3 separate regions of the Homo sapiens genome follow, and all the other regions are linked to region 2. A link is a loop called in an ENCODE intact Hi-C map of the cell type or tissue named here. Cell type or tissue: endothelial cell of umbilical vein. All regions are shown on one strand.

Region 1 (2,500 bases), 66 kb after region 2:
TGTGCCTAGAGCGCTTTACAGCCCTGCAACACGTTAAGTGCTGTTTTGATCATTCTAGTTAGTCGTGTCCTGCCTGGAAGAAGCAGGCCAGGAAGTAGTCAGGACCTGATCTGGAACCCTGTAATATGCTGGGAACGTGAACAGTTCCCACTGGAATCATCCAGTGTTCTCAAGAACTCAGATCTGGGTCCTGGAGCCACAAAGCACTGACTGAGAGCTCCTCTCCTTTCTTCCCTAAGTATTTAGAACCAGTGCTTTCCTTTCCTTGCTAAAGCACATGGCTGAAGCCCAGGTTTCTAAGCCCAGTTGGTGTTGGAAAGACTGTCCTATTAGCTCTGTGAGTGGTGCCACTGAGAAGTATATGTTAAGGAGGGATGTTTGCAAGGAGGTTTTATTTGTCAGGTATCAGGAGAAATAAAAGCTAAGAGGGACAATGGAAAAAGATTTTGAGATACAAAAAGAAAAGAGAGAAACTATTTGATTGAACAAAGCTAATTATGGGCTAAGAGAAAGCCAGTCTTAGATGTAATGACCTCTTAGGGCCAGGACGGCTGATGGCCCACAAGAGGCTAATTCTGACAAACCCAGGGAGCACAGGCTGCCTTGCTCACGTGGCCTCTGGGCTCCTGCCCAGATTGTCCAATAGAATGCGATTGGGCTACTAGCTGCCTTTCTGGCCTTGCTCCCAGTCCGATCCCTGCAAAGCTCCACAAATGTTTACAGCACCAGTAATTGGCAAATTATACTCAGCGGGATTCTGTAAACATCCCTTCAAAGCACATAAGAGCAGATTGCTTTCTGCTTGCCCAGCAACTTTCTCTGAAGGAGTTTAAGAAACTTTCAGAACAATGTAGTATATTAATCACTGTCACATCAGCGGGGGATATTGTCTTCATTTGCAAGATCAGGAAATCAAGGAGCTGATGCCACAAATTGTTTTAAATCAACTGTACAGAAAATAAAAGACTCAGTGCCTGAATCAATCAGGATAGGCTAGGTTATGCTGCAATGACAAACAACCCCCAATGTCTCTGTGACTTAAACAGTGAAACAATGATGTGTATTTCTCACTCTCACTACATGCCCATCCATCAACTCTCACTCTCATTGACAGAGCAGCCACCTTCTGGGCTGTTGCCAGTCACCATGACAGCAGAAAAAATGTGTGTGGCTTTAAAAGCAGCTAAGAGTCAGGAGTTGTAACCTCAACATCTTCTGGGATCTATTTTCTCCCTCTTCACGGCCTTTACTTCTCCATTTGTAAATTGCAAGTAATAAATGTAGGCTTTTCTTCCTGGAAATTGATACATATGGTCTATAATAACTGTTGTGTAAAGTAATGGGACTGACCTTTTAAATTTTTTAACAAAAGATATAAATCCAGATAGGTACAATTGTTGAAAAAGTTTATTTGAAAAGATGAAGTTTGTTCCAGCCAGGCAGCTACTGCTCAGAGCCTTTTCCTTGACTTCAGTTTATGAGTCACCAAGAAAACTTGTTTTCTTATTGTAGTGTGACAGGCTAAATCAGAGAGACATATCACCATGGTAAGGCAAAAACTCAGTCTCCAGAAGGCTTCCATGGTGGTATCCATTACTCTGGTGAATTCTTCAGTGTGTTAAGCCATCTCTTTATTCTGCAGGCTCAGAAACCTGATTTTTCATTCTCAGGGGAAGACTCACATTAACCAGGTTGAAAGTACTGATGTATAAATCCATAATGTCAGTGCACTGGTTTCAAGTGAGTCATGTAGCCCTCACTCAGCCAGGGCCCTTGAGGCACGATCCTTAGGCTCTCACCCTGGAAGCAGGGTCAACAGAGGTAGAGTGGCAGAGGGATTACACATGTGGGCTTTGAAACTATCAGACCTCCTTTCCCCCTTTTTCCTTTTTTTTTAATTGTGTCAAAATACATGTAACATCAAACACCATTTTAACCATTTTCGTATGTGCAATTCAGTGGCATCAAATGCATACACAATGTCATGTAACAATCACTAATATTTCCAACACTTTTTCATCATCCAGTACAGAAATGCTGTAACCATTAAGCAATAACCCCCCATCTGCCACCACCTCAGCCCGTGACAACCTCTATTCTGTTGTCTCTATGAATTTGCCTGTTTAATTACCTCATCTAAGTGCAATCATACAATATTTGTCTTTTTGTGTCTGGCTTCTTTCACTTAGCATAATGTCTTCAGGTTCCATCCACGTCAGGATTTCATTCCTTTTTAGGGCGAAATAATATTCCATGCTGTGTATCTCAACCTTGTTTTGAATCCCAGCTTGGCTGTGAGACCCAGGACAGCCTGCCTGGTATCTCTCAGTCTCAGAATCTTCTTTGGCAAAAGAATGATAATCTCTATTCTGGATGATAATGAGTTCATATATGAGGGACATATCCAGGATGTAGGTGTTCCTTGGGAGGCATGGAATTAGGAGAGTTCAATGTAACATGATCAGCTAAAGTAACCCCAAGCCTCCATTTCTGCCACATA
Region 2 (2,500 bases):
AGCCACGCACCACTACACCCAGCTAATTTTTTTGTATTTTTAGTAGAGACGGGGTTTCAGCATGTTGGCCAGGCTGGTCTTGAACTCCTGACCTCAGGTAATCCACCCGCCTCAGCCTCCCAAAGTGCTAGGATTACAGCCGTGAGCCAACGCACCTGGCAGAGCTTTGTTTCTTAAGCAGCTAGATCCTCCTTTGCTTCTTGCCAATGAAACTGACCACGCTCCTAGAGAACTGACAAAACTCAACTAAAAAATTCCATAAACTGGCTGGGTGCAGTGGCTTATGCCTGTAATCCCAGCACTTTGGGAGACCGAGGCGAGAGGATCACTTGAGGACAGAAGTTCGAGACCAGCCTGGCCAACAAGGCAAAACCCCGTCTCTACAAAAAATACAAAAATTAGCCAGGTGTGGTGGCATGCACCAGTAGTCCCGGCTACTTGGGAGACTGAGGTGGGAGGATTGCTTGAGCCCAGAAGGCAGAGGTTGCAGTGAGCCGTGATAGTGCCACTGCACTCCAGCCTGGGTGACAGAGCGAGTGTGTCTCAAAAAAAAAAAAAAAAACCAAAAAATTATACTGTGGCTTTTGGTTTTGTATTGGATGTAGATAAAAGTCAATACACCAGTGTTCATTTGTAGGAAAGATGGGGTGGAGGAACTCAAGTATCGTGGCTTGCCCTGCTGGCTGGGCAGTGAGGATGAAGAGGGCACATGGCATCTGTCCTGTGCCTTCCCAGCAGAACTTTCCTGAAGGAGCCTGTCCGTCCATCTGGTTTTGAAATGGCTGATTCTGGGTTTGGCTACTTACCAGTGTTCCCTAAATACTATTCCCCAAAGCAGCCTCACTGGGTAGGATTCCAGAGCTTACAAATGCTTTGCTGTTTCCCTTTGTGATTACTGGTCCCACCTGTGGTTTTCTCATTACTCCTCTTCCTCTTCCTCCTCCAAGGCTCAGACCTCATTGTCCCATGATGTGACTCACCATGCCTGCCTCGAGCTTCCTCTTTCTGCGTTGCTCGGAGTCAGCTGTTCTTCAGCTAATCTTTCCAATCAAATTTCTCCAATGCCTCGGTCCATACATTGTCTTCCCACATTCTTTTAGGGTGAGGTGCTGACTGCCATTGTCATAGTTTAGGGGCTCTCTTTCCTGAGTCATTATAAAATCATCACAGCTTATCCTTTGGCCAGCTTCCTATACCCCTGACCACATCCACAACCCCCACCTCAGCACCCTGCATTCTTCGTAGACCACAGTCCTTAGCATGGAAGAAAAAGCCCGTCACAATCTAGAGGCTTCTTATTTCTTAAACTTCTTTTCTTATGTTAACCATCACACACACACACACACACACACACACACACACACACACACACACACACCCTTGCCTCTCCCCAAGCACATTTGACCTCATCTGGACTTCAGCCTTTGCAATTGCTCCCTTCACATTGCCATTCCCCTCCCATCCCTTTCCTGCCTGGGACGCACCTACTCATTCTTTACTTGGAGCCTCCAGTGTTCCCTGCTCCTGTTCCTCCAAGCAGAAGCGAGTTCCTCTCCTCTATTCTCCAGAAGCATGCGTGCTGGAAGGCAGTCGCAGTTCGATCCTATGGACAGTGACGACCTGTTCACATGCCTCCCACCGTCGCTTTTTAGGGGTAGGACCGTATCTTCTTTGTCGTTGACAGCACAGCACCCAGCGTTATCCCTGGCATTTGGCAGGTGCTCAGAAATGTAACTGAGGAACTCATTGTCACGTTGTGATTTCTCCTTTTTTGACTTGTCTGCGCAGATCTCTAGGGACTGTTTCCTGCTCCAGCCCAGGGCCCCTACCTATGGTCAGCTCTTCTCTCTGCTAGGGAGCTCTGCTTTCTCTCTCTGCCTGTTTCTATGTCAAATGGGAAGAGAATAAGGATAGTGTGACAACTCTCTTTCTCTCTCTGTCTCTCTCTGGCCCATTCTTGCTCTGTCACTCAGATTGGAGTGCAGTGGTGCAATCATAGCTCACTGTAGCCTTGAACTCCTGGGCTCAAGTGATCCTCCCACCTCAGCCTCCCCAGTACCTGGAACTACAGGCATGCACCACCATGCCCAGCTAATTTTTTTTTTTTTTTTTTTTTAGAGATGGGGGTCTCACTAGATTGCCTTGGCTGGTCTTGAACTCTGACCTCAAGCGATCCTCCCACTTCAGCCTCTCAAAGCTCTGGGATTACAGGTGTGAACCACCACACCCAGCCCTCCTTTTTTTCGTATAAAAAATGCTACCCTGGCAAACCCCAGCTGGCAAATGGCAGAAGTATTTGAGTGCCACAAGTTCATTCATTAATTCATTCATGCACCCACCCATTCAATCATTCAACACATACCTATTGGTATGCCTTGAACATTCCAGGAATGTGGCAGTGAGAAAAACCAACCAAGTCTTGCCCCTGGGGAGCTTGCATTCGAAGAGGAAGGGGCAGACAATCCACATGATCCATAAGTAAGTGACAGAGGATGCTAGA
Region 3 (2,500 bases), 190 kb before region 2:
TGGATATAAAGGTATACACATAATACAGAAATTATACCCACACATGCTTATATTTGCCTATATTTAAGAAATTTGCATCATGCACAGCCAGTGAAACTTTACGCTTTCATATCTAAGCCATTTCAGCTCAGGTTAGGCTAAAGAATACTTTTTCACTGTTGGTTTTGAGAAGCAACATGATATGTTGGAAGGAGCAACGACAGAAAGAGATAGGCACAGGTTCCAGTTCTGTCCCTGTTCCTAGTGCCCAGGAAGGCTACGTAATCTCTATAGACCTTGGTCTCCTGATTTGGAAAATAGAAATAATAAACCACACACACATCATGTTGTTCTAACAGTTAAACATGGTTGTGGAGGTCAAGCATTTAACATGTGTCTGGATCCATTAGGTGTTAAGAAAATAATATGTCCTCCCCTTTCCTCTTCTCAATATAGTAAAATAATCAGATGAGCAGCATTTCACCAGGACATAAAGTGCTTACAACTGGAAGGAAAAACCATTTTTCAAGGTGATGTAGACCATTTATTGTTTTTATGTAAATGTGATTGTAACTTAAAACAAGCTGTATCTAGTGACCAGTGGTGACCTTACAGTGTCTTTTCTTGGCAGTGCTACGTTAGCACTGGAAACTGGTTCAAGTTACCATAGTTTGCTTGCTTTTTTAATTCATAAGGACATCTTTCTTTGATTCTACTCTATGAAACATAGACTGTCAACTAATTCTGGGTAATCTCTTCTCCCTACCTGCAGGATTTTCTGTATTACAAGCTCTGGTAGTATCTAGATTAAACCATCTAAGAGTAAATTCCTGGAAGTCAAGGTCAGAGAGCTTTTCTTACACAGCCTCCCATCACCCAATCCACCATGGCTTACCAGGGTTATCCTCTTAAAATTCCCTCCTGTCCTGTATGAGTCTCCTCAGTGGAGTCCGTCTCCATTCCAGCTGTGTGTAGCCATAAGTTTGACAAATCAACGAGTTCCTGGACACCTTCCAGAATCTGTGGAATTTGAGTCCGGCAGCGACTCAAAAATGGTAAGGGGGAGGAGCTAGTTTTACAGCCAAACATGCGTGCAGATTAAATCAGTGCCCTGCCAGATGAAATGCTTGCCCTTCTACGTGTTCCTGAGGCGTGACCCTCTGAAAGCATGAATCCCCATGGGCATTGCGCCAGGACACAGGAATCCTGCTGCTCAGCACAGCAGTTCATAGCATTCACAGCGTCTGCCATGTCGTTTCAACTGTTGATTCTGATTGCTGTTGCTTTTATCGTCTCGGCATATCCAACACTGCAGCTATGAAATAGCTGATAATTCATCTCGTTGAAGACCCAGGTCTTAAACATTTGCACCATCTGAATCTGACCCTCAGGTCTGGACAAGTAGAGGCCTGTAGCATGGAACCTGGGTCGTGCCGAGTGGGCACAACCTTGGAGCATACATCCCCCTCCCCCATCCACTGCTTCATTATTTGCCGTCTCCATGGAAACCCCATTCTGTACTGTCAGAACTCACCTTGGCCACCTTTGTACTTACCACCTAAGCACTTTCTTGGTGCTATGGTACTACATATGAAACAAAAAAAATTTTTTTTGAGACTATCTTGCTCTGTCATCCAGGCTGGAGTGCAGGGGCACGATCTCAGCTCTGTTCAGCCTCTGCCTCCAGGTTTCAAGCAATTCTCCTGCCTCAGCCTCCCGAGTAGCTGGGATTACAGGCACACACCACCATGCCTGGCTAAATTTTGTATTTTAGTAGAACCAGAGTTTCACTATGTTGCCCAGTCTAGTCTTGAACTCCTGCCCTCAAGTGATCCTCCCACCTCAGCCTTCCAAAGTGCTGGGATTACAGACATGAGCCACCGCCCTATGCAAAATTTAAAAGGAACTTTTGGTGACCCAATTTATACAGGGCAACCTCCAGTCTTTTAACACCTAAGTTATTAGGGATTTCATCTTGACCAGTGGGTAGGTCACAACAGGATCCCGGTGGTGGTGAAAAACCCATGAACACGACACATTCATACCCCTGGACTTCCCCTCACTCCGTTCGCTTCTTCTACAGCAGCCCTTGGACAAGCAAAGACAATGCCAACAACATCAGCCATCATCCCTGAGATCTTTCCCATCATGGACACCAGCCAAGTAATAAGTGACCCCAGCCCCCAGTGTTATTTTGCTTTGGGAGGGTATATCCAGGGTCCTTGGTGTCTAGATTTATCCACACAACCACAAAACCAACCACACAAAGACTGATGGGCAGATTAAGTCAATCACCTAGGAACTCAAGGAATGGGACATTTCTTGCAGCAACTCAATGGATCTAATTCTTCATGACCTAGAACACCCTCCCTTCCCACCAAAGAAGCTTCCAGCTTCATCCCATCTGTCACCTTGTAGCCCTCCCTTCAGCTCCATTAACAAGCCAGCATCCAACTCGCCCTCACTCCCACTACTGCCCCCAGCCTACTAAAGGGACTACAAGAAATACACCAATTATTAA

What was found. A loop is a pair of places that touch in the nucleus more often than their neighbours do. Peaks named below come from ENCODE experiments on the same cell type or tissue, not always from the same donor. Only the 100,000 strongest peaks of a DNase experiment are listed, where the experiment ranks them.
Region 1: it touches region 2 in a loop (4-fold over the local background); 5 of 110 quality-filtered maps call a loop at or near these places.
Region 3: it touches region 2 in a loop (7-fold over the local background); 4 of 110 quality-filtered maps call a loop at or near these places.

What each region holds. Positions count from the first base shown.
Region 1 is chr10:13,814,971-13,817,470 of GRCh38, reverse strand. All of the region lies in intron 3 of FRMD4A (FERM domain containing 4A), which reads left to right. Among named protein-coding and RNA genes, the nearest start is that of FRMD4A-AS2, 180 kb to the left of the region's middle. In endothelial cell of umbilical vein, no CTCF peak of the experiment used is centred here; a DNase peak (open chromatin) is centred at 1,500; H3K27ac peaks cover 2,212 bases.
Region 2 is chr10:13,880,869-13,883,368 of GRCh38, reverse strand. All of the region lies in intron 2 of FRMD4A (FERM domain containing 4A), which reads left to right. Among named protein-coding and RNA genes, the nearest start is that of FRMD4A-AS2, 110 kb to the left of the region's middle. RefSeq lists enhancers at 1-691, 826-1,120, 692-1,582, 1,583-2,472. In endothelial cell of umbilical vein, no CTCF peak of the experiment used is centred here; a DNase peak (open chromatin) is centred at 1,008; H3K27ac peaks cover 2,500 bases.
Region 3 is chr10:14,073,201-14,075,700 of GRCh38, reverse strand. All of the region lies in intron 2 of FRMD4A (FERM domain containing 4A), which reads left to right. FRMD4A-AS3 (FRMD4A antisense RNA 3) reads right to left here and starts at 1,417. Exons shown (of 3, transcript NR_120638.1): 1 at 875-1,417. In endothelial cell of umbilical vein, no CTCF peak of the experiment used is centred here; a DNase peak (open chromatin) is centred at 1,080; H3K27ac peaks cover 1,710 bases.